2 separate regions of the Homo sapiens genome follow, and region 1 is linked to region 2. The links are chromatin contacts, found by Hi-C or POLR2A ChIA-PET in ENCODE. All regions are on one chromosome and are shown on one strand. The core of a region is the stretch at or near the end of the contact, and the rest is flanking DNA. Distances in the headings are between cores, read along the strand shown. Region 1 overlaps CALD1 (caldesmon 1). Region 2 holds the start of CYREN (cell cycle regulator of NHEJ).

Region 1 (5,831 bases), core at 1,996-4,495, 380 kb before region 2:
GAGTTGTATTATTCCTGAGATTGGGTTGTTTTGCAGGTTTTCAGTGTTTTAGACCTGGAATGAGAGGGAGTAAGAAAAGAGGGAGGGAGAGGAAAAGAGAAAAAGAAATAAGGAGAGAGAGAGAGAGAGAGAGAGAAAGGAGAGGACAGAGAGGGAGGAAGGGAAAAGGGGGAAGAGGAGGGAGGGGAGAAGGAAATTGGAATTTATCTGGAGAAAAAGTACTGAACTTGGGAGAGAGACTGAAGAGCAATGGATTGATAGTTATCTGAAGTCCTCACAGGTTAAGGATGGTTGAGAAGATAAGCTAGCTCATTCAGCTACCTTGCTGGCATACTAGCTATGTGACAGGCACTGTTCTGGTTGAGGACTGCTCTCTCAGAGCAGTAAAGTAAATCAAATAACTTGCCCAAAGTCACACTGCTGGAAAATGCCAGAGCTGTTCAAAGCTCCTCCCTAACTCCAACCCTCTCCAATTCTCTACAGCTATCTGCTCTGTGTCTTCCCCCAAGAAAGCGATGGAAACCAGAGCAGGAGGTTTCCGTAACCAGTCATTATAATTTGTCAGGGAGCCATACTGCAGTTCAACTAGACAAGCACATTGTCATTCCCTGCCATATAAGGAAACAGAGCTAAACACCATTGCTTTCACTATTGACTGGAGAGGTTGCTCAAGTTAGAGTTAGACAAGATGAGGATCTAGACCTAGAGCAGTTAAATTAAATTAAAAAAAGAAAGAAAGAAAGCCAGAGAAGTAGTTTTGTGTTTTCTTTTCCTGGTACCAGAGATAGTTTAACAAGCAGTTTCCATCCTTCTCCCTGACTCAACGGGAGATTTTCCCTGACATTAGGCACTAAAGGATTCAACTACTCGTACAAATACTTCAAGCTGTTTTGGTGTTTGATTATGTCAAATTTTAAGAAAAGGCAGAGGATCAGTTCAGGTATTCAAAAGGCCAACATATCCAAAAGGTATTCAAAAGGCCAAGACAGAGCTGCTTCTGTGTGGGTCAGGTAGAAAGTCAAGGACTGTATTTCTCTGTCCATTGATTTACAAAAGAAATTAGTGTCCACTCACCTTCCCAGGTGAGATACTACTTATTAAGAAATAAAATCAGAAATACTACTTATTAAGAAGACTTTACATTTAAGTTTGACCTTCTTGTCCAAAGCTAAGAATATTCACGGGGTCACTCTTTGCCTTAAGACTCAGACACAATGGGCACTTTATTTGTTTGTTTGTTTTTTGAGATGAAGTTTTGTTCTGTCACCCAGGCTGGAGTGCAGTGGCACGATCTCGGCTCACTGCAACCTCTGCCTCCTGGGTTCAAGCGATTCTTTCACCTCAGCCTCCTGAGTAGCTGGGATTATAGGCACACGCCACCATGCCCAGTTAATTTTTTGTATTTTTAGTAGAGACGGGGTTTCACTATGTTGGCCAGGCTGGTCTCGAACTCCTGACCTCAAGTGATCTGCCCACTTTGGCCTCTCAAAGTGCTGGGATTACAGGGACCATGCCCGGCCACAACAGGCACTTTAGAATGCAGGCTCAGTAACCAACTTTATGAAGGGAGAAACAGAGGCATGAACAGTTGAAACTATTTCCTTAAAGACAGCCAGTTCCATCTTGCCATACAGAGTGCCCACATTTTCAGATAATCCGAAGAGGCATCACTTAGTGTCCCCAGGGAAATGAAAAACAAAAAACAAAAAACAAAAAAACCTGTAAATAGTCTGGTCATCTTCTCCTAACTATCATCTTGGACCAGATTGCATCTGGAGTACTAGTTTATTAGGCATACCCGAGACTGGGTAATTTATAAAGAAAGAGGTTTAATGGACTCACAGTTCCACATGATTGGGGAGGCCTCACAATCATGGCGGAAGGCGAATGAGGAGCAAAGTCACAAATTACATGGTGACAGGCAAGAGAGCTTGTGCAGGGGAACTCCCATTTATAAAGCCATCAGATTTCCTGAGACTTATTCACTACCACGAGAATAGTATGGGGGCAACTGCCGCCGTGATTCAGTTATCTCCACCTGGCCCTGCCCTTGACACATGGGATTATTACAATTCAAGGTGAGATTTGGGTGGGGACACAGCCAAACCATATCTGATGCCACAACAAAATGCACAAACAAATTTATTTCTGGATGGAGGTTAGAAGTCCAAGATCAAGGTGTCAGCAGGGTTGGTTCCTTCAAGGGCTGTGAGGGAAGTCTCTGTTCCAGCCCTCTCTGTTTCACTTGTAGATGGTTATCTTTGTGTTCACAAGGCATTCTTTCTGAACGTGTATCTGCATCCAAATTTCCTCTTCTTTTTTTTTTTTTTTTTTTTGAGATGGAGTTTCGCTCTTATTGCCCAGGCTGGAGAGCAGTAGTGCCATCTCGACTCACTGCAACCTCCATCTCCCAGGTTCAAGCAATTCTCCTGCCTTGGCCTCCCGAGTAGCTGGGATTACAGGTGCTCGCCACCATGCCAGGCTAATTTTTTTGTATTTTTAGTAGAGACAAGGTTTTGCCATGTTGGGCAGGCTGGTCTCGAACTCCTGCTGTCAGGTGATCTGCCTGCCTTGGCCTCCCAAAGTGCTGGGATTACAGGAGTGAGCCACTGAGCCTAGCCTCCTCTTCTTATAAAGACACCAGTTGTATTGGATTAGGGGCCAACTTAATGACCTCATTTTAACTTGATTACCTCTGTAAAGACCCTATCTCCAAATAAGGTCACATTCTGAGGTCTTAGGGGTTAGGACTGCTTCAACATATGAATACTCGGGGGAGATACAATTCAACCCATAGTATGTCCCAACTCACAATGGTGGTAGAAATCCATATGGCACATTTTCTGAAGCTCAAGTGCCAAAGACCCTACTGCTGCTGGTATTCTATCTTTCCACTGGGTCTAAGGGAATGCTTTGCTAGAAATCCCTTGGCCTTTTGAATTTGCCTTTGACATTTACTTTCTGCCTTTCTCAATATGAAATTCTGATCCCATTAAAAGTCAAAAGAGGTTTTCGAAATGACGCACTGAAGTACAGCTTCACATACTGTGGCCTATCTGTGGACAGCTATGAAACCACGGCGGCAGACCATCTGGTATGAGGCCTTTAGGAGCCAAGGACGGGGCTCAGTGGGAAGGCTTGGCCAGGGCAGCCTGCAAGCCAGGGAGGCAGGCGCTGAGAGGGGAGCAGCTTCAGGGCAGCTGGCCGGGCCAGGGAGGCAGCCACAGAGGGACCTTGTGCATGCCTGCACAGGGCCCAAAGAGGGTGGCCCTTTTCCGTCATTTTTATATATGCTGATCACAACCACAAATCCCCAGACACAAGGAAAAATATTTGAAGCCTACACATATTTGCGCTCTGAATCATTTGTCTCTTGTCTTTATTTTCCTCTCTCTCCTCTCTATCTATCCTTAAATTTTTATACTTTTTCTCTCAACAGTCCTCCTCACTTTATCTGTCTTTGCTCTAGTTGGTTTCAAGCGCCCATACATTGTGTCTTGTCTGCATTTTCCATGTTCTATTTTTAAGGTATTTTATTTTAGCCTTTTTGTCCCTTTTTTGTCCCTTTCCTAAAGCTCTTCTTGGTGCCCATTTCCCAGCTTTGGTCCTGCTCATGGCTTCTCTGTCTTAGGCCAGGGGTAGTCTATAGACAGGATGACTATACCATTTATCGTCAAACTGGGACACGTTGAAGAGGGAAAGAAGGGGCAGTTAATAATTTCCCTAAAATGCAGTCCCGAAGTGGGACTGTCCCAGTGTGGAGTGGATGCTTATTCTATCCATGGTGTGGTTTTCTGCTTTCCACAAATCTCTCTTCACCTATCAACCACTCCCTCCATTTATGTACCATTTTTTTTTTTTAAACCTTTTATGTTCTGGTCCTTCTTTTTTATTTCAACCCCAAGAAGCTTTATGTGTTCTTGTATTTCTGTCTTCTTTTATCTCCTCCTCATTCCTTCACTTTACTCTACTCTGCTCTCTATCTTGTCTCACCACTTCAATTCTTCTTCTCCCTTGATTTCCTTCTTTTGGGTACAGACTGGACTGCAGCTCACAGAGGCCATGCCTGTCTGCCATGATACATGCAGGACATAGTCCCTGCATTTCTGAAACAAATCAAGGCACAGCTGAGCACATACACACACACTTCAAAATAAGCCACCAAATGTTACAAGCTGCTTTGGGTCTCAGATGAGCCCTGAGTGGACTGTTCACCCCTTCAGCACCTCTACCCAGAGACTAGAACAATCCCTACACCACGCAAGCAGCCATGCCTGTTACTGTTACGGAGGCATGTTCTGTGTATGTGTCTAGGCTCGCACGGGATGCATTTCCTATAGGTGTACCTATGTACACTAGAGTTGAAAAATGATGAAAGCATATGACCCGAAAGACAAAAAGAAAGTGACAGGTGAGCTAACTGTGCATTGCCTTTGTTATGACTTCAGTAATCTGGATCATCTTATCCTCTAAAGAAATGTATACCAAAGGCCTAGCAATGGCTGCCATAGGTTTTTTGTTGTTGTTGTCAATTGAAACAGAGTCTCACTCTGTCGCCCGGGCTGGAGTGCAGTGGAGCAATCTCAGCTCACTACAACCTCCACTTCTCGGGTTCAAGTGATTCTCCTGCCTCAGCCTCCCAAGTAGCTGGGATTACAGGTGTGTGCCACCACGCCCAGCTAATTTTTGTATTTTTAGTAGAAGTGGGGTTTCACCATGTTGGCCAGGCTGGTCTTGAACTCCTGACCTCAAGTGATCTGCCCGCCTCTGCCTCCCAAAGTACTAGGATTATACCATGCCCAGCCTGCTATAAGTCTAACATAAGTAACAATAAACTTTTAGGCAACAAGATAGAATAAATATTTTTTTCAGTTCTTTTTAAATGTTCTCATGACACAGTCATCTGCAACTTATGGTTTATTCTGAAAAATCACTTCAATTTTCCAGATATTCCTTAGACTTAAGGTTGTGCAAGGAAGGCCTGAAACTCCTTCCCAACTTGAAAATGAGAAAGGAAGAGTATTTTCCTCTTGTAAGTCGCTGGAAGCCAGTCCACTGATACCTGAAATACTTGACAGAATGGCACTGTGTCAGCTGTCAGGAGCTGCTCTCGTCTTTTTTATTTATTTATTTACTTATTTGGGAATTTTGACCACAATTTTCTTTCTCTTTTTTTTTCAAATACTCTAAAAATTAAAGAATGAGGAAAGAAGACTGTGTCCCCACCCAAATCTTATCTTGAATTGGAGCCCCCATAATTCCCACGTGTGGTAGGAGGGATCCAGTGGGAGGTAATTGAATCATGGGGATGGGTCTCTCCCATGCTGTCCTCATGGTAGTGAATAACTCTCACGAGATCTGATGGTTTTATACAGGGGAGTTCCCCTGCACATGTTCTCTTGCCTGCCGCCATGTAAGACATGATTTTGTTCCTAATTTGCCTTCCACCATGATTGTGACACTTCCCCAGGAACTGTGAGTCAATTAAACCTCTTTCCTTTATAAATTACCCAGTCTTGGATACGTCATTATTACCAGAGTGAGAACAGACTAATACAACAGTGAAATAGATATTTTATGAACGGAAATACAGGTTTTGTTCAAGTTCTCTCCTTCCTTCCTCTCTCTTTCCCTTCCTTCCCCCTCCTCCTTTTCTTTCTTTCTCTTCCTCCTCATTCTTCACATTCTTCCAGTTTTTGTTTCTTCTCCCACTGAGATTGATATGGCTGGAAATGTGCTATTATGATTGGGCAGCCTTGTGCTTTATCCATGGTGGCCTATAGCTCTCTTGCTTATATATATCTTTTTATGAAGATCGATGGTAACAAAAA
Region 2 (6,112 bases), core at 3,597-6,096:
TGTCCAAAGCCACACTGAAAACAGAGGCAGAGACATGTACTCTGGTGTGATCTCTTGTCCTCAGTGTCTCTTCTGGGCTCCTGTCCCTCTTGCTTTATAGCTAGCTGCCCGGGGACCAAGGTACAGGTGAAAGCAAGGTAGCAGCTTGCGGGAGGAGGCCTGTCTGGCTTACCAGTCTATACACTGTGGCCTCAACCTCCCAGACAGGGCAGAGAACTGTGGGCAGCTCGTTTGCTTTCTAGGCTGGCTGGAGAGGTGGGAGCTCATTGATAGACTCATGATGGAAACTATTTTTGAAACAGGCTTCCTCCTTCAGGAGAGATCATGCGGACTAAACTGTAGCAATTCCAGTGCACCTGGCAGTGATCCTTTTCTTTGCAAAGTACTGTCTCTTTGGTTCCAGTAAGTTGGACCACCACATGACATCATTTTCCCTGGAACCTGGTCACTGACTAACACAGACAATTGGGACTCCAGAGCCTCAAGAGCCAGGAGAGGGCACAGTACATACAGAGGGAGTCAAATGGGATCTCATTTTGAGTCCTGCCTTCCGCACACTCAGAACGGCAGCCCCAAGGCCCGGAGTGTCCAGGGGCTTCTGGCCTGAGGTGAATCTGCCAGGCCCAAGAAGGCACAAAGGTAGGAGCACAGAGAGCCCCATTCCCACAGGCGGGCGGCCCAGCAGCACCAGTGGAAGCTCAGCTGTCCTCCAGCTGCTCTCGGCAGACAGTTCAGTGCACAGTTTATGCCCTAGCTGAAAAAGATCTCCCGGACGTATTTCAGCACATCCTCTTCCTCCTCCTCCTCAGGGCTCCTGCTACAGGCAGAGCTGGAACCCCCCGGCCTCTGGGAAGGGCTGAGGCCTGGAGCCAGTGCCTGTTTCCCACTGTCCTCTTCCTCACTGCTGCTCCCAGAACTTGTGTGAGGCGACACGGAGCAGGGAGGGGAGTGCTCTGGGTTATCAGCCCCCGCCAGGGCCGGCTGCTCGCAGGCCTTTTCCTGTTTGCGGCTCTGTGGAGTACGGGAAAACGCAGGCTCAACATACGTGTTTTATTTCCCTAACATGCTGATCTGTCAGTAACACAGGATGTATCTAGAAGCAACTACAAAGCCAATGTGACCAGGCCAGGCAATGTACCCATATCCTGAGCACCCACCCTCTCTTCACCCCACTCCTTCCCCTGACCCCCTCTTCACAGCTCTTGAAGAAACCAGAACCCACTCGGGAGAGAAGCAAGCAAAGGCATGAGGATTAGCTGAGGGGAAAGGAAAAAGAAATGGAAGAAACATGTCTAGAAAGGCCGGTGACAGAACCCAGGATACAAAACCTGGGTGTGGGCCCATGCCTTAGCACTAGGAAAAGTCCCACACCACAGGGTTATTGCAAGGCTAAAATGACATAACGCATGCTTTCAAGGCACCTGGTAAACTGTAGAATGCTGTGCAACTCTGAGGCACTGCAATTATTACTGCAGGAAGCTAGGAAGCTCAGCATCCTCTGCTCAGGAGAGGGGCAATGGCTAAGAAGTCATCTACCCAACTGGGAACCTTTCCAAGAACACAAACAGGTAAACGCTTCATGTCCCATCCACATACACACCAGTGCACAGTCACGCTCTCCCTAACACACACACGCCCTCCCTAACACACGCATGCCCTCCCAGGCTTCTAGCCTCAAAGACACCCCACGAGCGCACACCCACATGGGGAGAGGCCTGGGCAGCATGGCCGAGATAAGAGCAAGGGAAGTGGCAGGAGGAAGAAGAGGTAGCCTACGGCAGAGGGCGTCTCTCTTACTGACGGTGACCAAGGGTCTAGCCTCTGCCCATGCAGAGTTTCTGGTCATGAGTAAGAGGCTTGTCTGACTTTACCTCAATCAGGATTCCCAGAGCAACATCAACTATCTCAGCCTCATTCATGCAGTACACAGTCCTTGTCGCAGGGAGTCTGAAAAAAAGACATGCAAGGCACAGATGACACAGACTCTCAAGTCTCATAAGGGCAAAGAGAACAGGAGAAGCAGGGCCTCTTCCCCCTGCCTTCCTACCACGCAGGAGGTACCAGCACCTCTGAGCTGAGGAGCTTTCTGACACGGACACAATTTCCTCAGCCTTGCAGCCCAGTGACTGGCACAGGGCTTCATGGAGGCAACACCGGGGTGCCTCCCACCCTCCACCAACTGCCCTACAAGGATCTGGAAGTAGGGAAGGATGGCCGCCTCTGAAACACACACATGGATGCAAGAGGAAGGGAACCTCGGGCTGAGGCTGTACTGAGAGGAACCTGAAAGCAGGACCAGACTTAGGGAAAGACGGCAGCAGTCACAAGGGAAGGCTGTCAGTCAGGAAACCTTAGAGGAGGAGGAGCCAGAGAGGGAAACACCGAGTGCTGGGGCCCCGCCCACTTCACAGTGCAGCCTGGAGACTCACCACCCCCCCCCCGCCCCCCCCCGGCAATTACCGTCATTCAACTAACTCACTCCCCAGCTCCTTAGCTCTTGCTGGCCCTGCAGCTGCTGCTCATCTGTCCATCCCTAAAGGTCTGTCCACAGGGGCAGGCACCACTCAGAACAGACCCTTCCACTGATCTTGCCCATCTGATGTTACCATGTTTGTTGTAAAGGAAGAGACTGGCATTCTGGACAACTGGCATCAGAGACTGGCTGACATGGAGAACCCACTCTGTGTGTGCTGAGGGCAGGGCACTCACCAGTGCAGAGGCAGAAGTGGGTGCCTGTCCTCGAGGGTTAACCCGCTTTGCCTCCCGCCCACAGCCCCTCCACCTTCTAAAAGCTCAAGAGATGATCAGACTGAAACACCCGCCCATCTTGCTGTTCTGCCTAGGCTGGAAGACCTGGCCCAGGTCATGGAGGCCCCTGCTCCACTTGCCAGATTCGCAGGAGTCTTCTGACCAGAGCTGTCGCACCTTGCTGCTGCCACTGGCACTGCTGCCATTCTCATCCTCTTGGGGGCCTTCATTGGTGCCACATTCTTTGTAGCCACCTGGGCTGTCAGCCATGAGGGAAGGACCCTCGTTTTAGTCTCGGATTGTAAGGTTTCCATCTCTGTACCTTCTCACAAAGAAGAGTCAGGGCCCAAGCTTAATGACCTGTTTTTTAATTCAGGAAGGTAAATCTCGTTCTCTCGTCACACCCGGAATTACAGGTCCATTTGTCCTCAGTGGGAGTTGATCTTTGATTCCTACAAAGAACAATAAAGTCCGGTGAATTCCCATACCTCCAGTCATCAGGCACAGTTACTGGTCGGTGCAGGGCAGGCCAGAAGTGACCAAGGCCCAAGAGACTCAGACGGCCATTCACAGGCATCAGGCAGGTGTGATTGTGGGCAGGACAGCAGCTCAGGAGAGAGCCCTCTGACCTCCCCAAAGCTGGTGCCCCCTACAGGCAGCCAAAGCCAACCAGAGATACCTCCTGCAGCCTCTGTGCTGACTGACTCAGCACAGGAGGAACGGAAGGAGGCGGAGGCCCCTAATGTTCCTTCTCATTACCACCCCAAATGCCACTGTCCTCTGGGTGCCCAGCCCATTCAATCCCTAAAATACCTCTTAATGGCCTCTCCCTCATCTGGCCAACTCGATTTCTCTACTCTTCTATGGTGGCTCAGTTAAATGAAACTGAGGGCATTTTATTTCACAATAAAGTCTCATTGGCCAACACGCCGCCCTTAAGCTAAAGATACTTCTGATTGGTCAAACTTGAAGCAGCAATAGGGGCCCGGAGGCATTAACTGTGCCAGTCTGTAGATTCTGAAGCCCACGCCAGCCTCTGATCTAGTTTGGCCTCTCTTTTCCCTATCCCAATTGTTCTGCCTCCACTCAGCAGTCCTGGAGCTCAGTCCTCACCCAGAGAGATGGAGTTGTGACTCAGAGGGCCTAGGTCTCTACCTTCCACTTAGGAATCAAGCCAGAAGCTCCTGAAGCGGAGGTTTGCCCAAAAAAAAGAGTAGTCAGCGATAGTCCTCTCTGAATCATAATTTGATAATGCATTGCTCATCCAGATGGCTGTTTACAATTTAAGAAAAAATATTACCAGGCCCTCCTCCTAACCTGCCCGGCCATGGGGCACACCTTTGCCAATGCACCTTCATTTCTGTCAAAACTCAGTGATATTAGTGACTCCTACCCCCTAAGGCGCCTCCCAAGCGCAATGCTGCAGTCTGTGCGGACAAATTTAGTTCACCCTGGGGTGCCTATTAAGTACATTTCGCAAACGAGGAACTGAGACTTAGTTAACTTGCAGAAGATCACAGAAAAGTTTGAAATCAGCTGGTTGGATTCGCAGCCAGGTCCTGCAGACTCCAGACCCCGCGCCTCCCCGCCCTACTTCTGGGCCCCAAGAGCAGGCCGCGGCAACTTCCAGAAGCCGGGTCTCTGGGGCACCGCGCTCGCGGACCGACCTCAGTCCCATCCCAGCCGCTCCCTGCCTGGGCAGAATGGGGGCCCCGCGGGAACGCGATGTGCTGCCAGTTCACAGCCCGCCCTCCCTCTGCGGGCCGGTACCCGCCGCTGGCGGCGCCGACCTGTGGGAGGCCCAGAGGGCGGGTGAGTGCGGAGCGGAAGGCGCGGGCGAAGCACCGCAGGGGCCTCGCTGACCCCGCCACACGCCGGGCAGGGCTGCAACGGCTCCTTCCGACTGGAGCGGCCGCGCGCTCCTCCGGCCGGCTACTGGCTTCCCTGCTCTCAGGTTCCCGTCTCCGGCTCTCGTGCCCCTTCTTAGCTTCCAGAGCGGAGCCGGGAGGCAAATTCCAAGCGGTTGTGGGACCCACGCCTCACCCGGAACTTTAAGCCCTGCCGTCTCGCCTGGCGCCCAAACTCTGCGGACCTCCACTGGCCGCCCGCCTCTTCCGGCCCCGCGCGCTCCGGGGTCCCGCGGGCTCCCGGCCTCGGGACACTTCCGGTCTTGGGGAACTCCCGGCCCCCTCGCAGTCCCGGCGCCCGGGACACTTCCGGCTCCCGGCAGCTGCCTCAGTCGGAGGTCCGCGGGCGCCCCATGCTGGCAGTGGTAATGCCGCCGGCTGGCATCCGGTTGGCTGCGCGCTGGGAACGCCAGCGAGGCAGCGCCACCGGCTTGAGGAGGGTGAAAGTTCAATTCTTGGCCCCTGAAGTTAGCGGAAGGGAACGGGCATGTTTTGGAAAGGCCCGCCGGGAATTCCCTCAGAAACCAGGCGAAGCTCCCTGCTGGGCCAGGCCCCCCTCGTGTGCTTGAGGAGGATGGGAGCCCGGCCTCGGTTTGTTATCCTAATTAAGTGGAAAATTAAGAAAATAATAGAATAGCGTAAGTACTAATAGTAAAATTATAGTAAGAGAAATAACAATAGCTAGAATGGAATGAATTGCTGTATTAACCAAGGCTAGAAAGAATTTCAGCCCTCCGAAAGTTAAAGCGAGGGAAGAGAGAGACCCTCTCATATTGTTTTATACTCAGTACCTGTTTTTTTTTTTTTTTTTAAAAAAAAAAGGAAGTGAAATCAAAGACAGGCAGCCCAGCGCCAGGCCCAAAACTGGACCTGGGCCTGCCTGGCCTAAACCTAGTAGTTAAAAATCAACTCATGACTTAGAAACCGATGTTATTCATAGATTCCAGACATTCTATAGAAGAACATTGTGAAACTCCCTGCCCTGTTCTGTTTCTCCCTGACCATCGGTGCATGCAGCCCCTGTCACGTACCCCTTGCTTGCTCAAATCAATCACGACCCTTTCATGTGAAATTTTAGTGTTGTGAGCTCTTAAAAGCGACAGAAATTGTGCACTCGGGGAGCTCGGATTTTAAGGCAGTAGCTTGCCAATGCTCCCAGCTGAATAAAGCCCTTTCTTCTACAGCTCCGTGTCTGAGAGGTTTTGTCTGTGGCTTGTCCTGCTACAGTCCTTGGTTCCCTGACCAGGAAGCGAGGTGACTGACAAGCCCTGTGGAGCGTCCCTGCAGAGGACTCCGGCCAGCCTGACTGACGCAATCCAAAGAGCGCTCCCGGGTAGGAAATGGCCCCGGTGGAATGCCTTGCCAGAGCAGCGCATAGCAGGCTCCCGAGAAGGATTAACACTGGCTGAACACCGGGAAGGAACTGGCACTTGAAGTCCAGACATCTGAAGCTTGTC

What was found. A loop is a pair of places that touch in the nucleus more often than their neighbours do. ChIA-PET counts read pairs that join two places held with the same protein, here RNA polymerase II (POLR2A). Pooled maps may share reads with other maps.
Region 1: a map of ascending aorta shows a loop between it and region 2 (2.5-fold over the local background). The contact joins the enhancer-like site here to the promoter of CYREN in region 2. A Hi-C loop is called at or near these places in 4 of 168 maps with a recorded cell type or tissue (aorta, ascending aorta, chondrocyte and 1 more), 1 of 37 single-sample maps with no recorded cell type and 3 of 50 pooled maps. POLR2A ChIA-PET finds 5 or more read pairs at or near these places in 1 of 52 experiments (HepG2).

Annotation. Positions count from the first base shown.
Region 1 is chr7:134,789,971-134,795,801 of GRCh38, forward strand. The region is part of intron 1 of CALD1 (caldesmon 1); the gene reads left to right. The region is part of intron 1 of LOC124901750 (a long non-coding RNA gene); the gene reads right to left. Among named protein-coding and RNA genes, the nearest start is that of CALD1, 13 kb to the left of the region's middle. Within about 2 kb of position 3,246, at least 8 of the 41 ENCODE cell types and tissues checked have a DNase peak (open chromatin) inside an H3K27ac peak, as active enhancers do; they include ascending aorta, where a contact is called at or near this core.
Region 2 is chr7:135,165,861-135,171,972 of GRCh38, forward strand. It overlaps CYREN (cell cycle regulator of NHEJ), which reads right to left and starts at 4,847. Exons shown (of 4, transcript NM_024033.4): 1 at 4,792-4,847; 2 at 2,926-3,200; 3 at 1,872-1,947; 4 at 1-1,011. The coding sequence starts at 3,062. The coding sequence ends at 751. TMEM140 (transmembrane protein 140) reads left to right here. Exons shown (of 2, transcript NM_018295.5): 2 at 1-355. RefSeq lists enhancers at 3,158-3,287, 5,368-5,587 and a silencer at 4,378-4,987.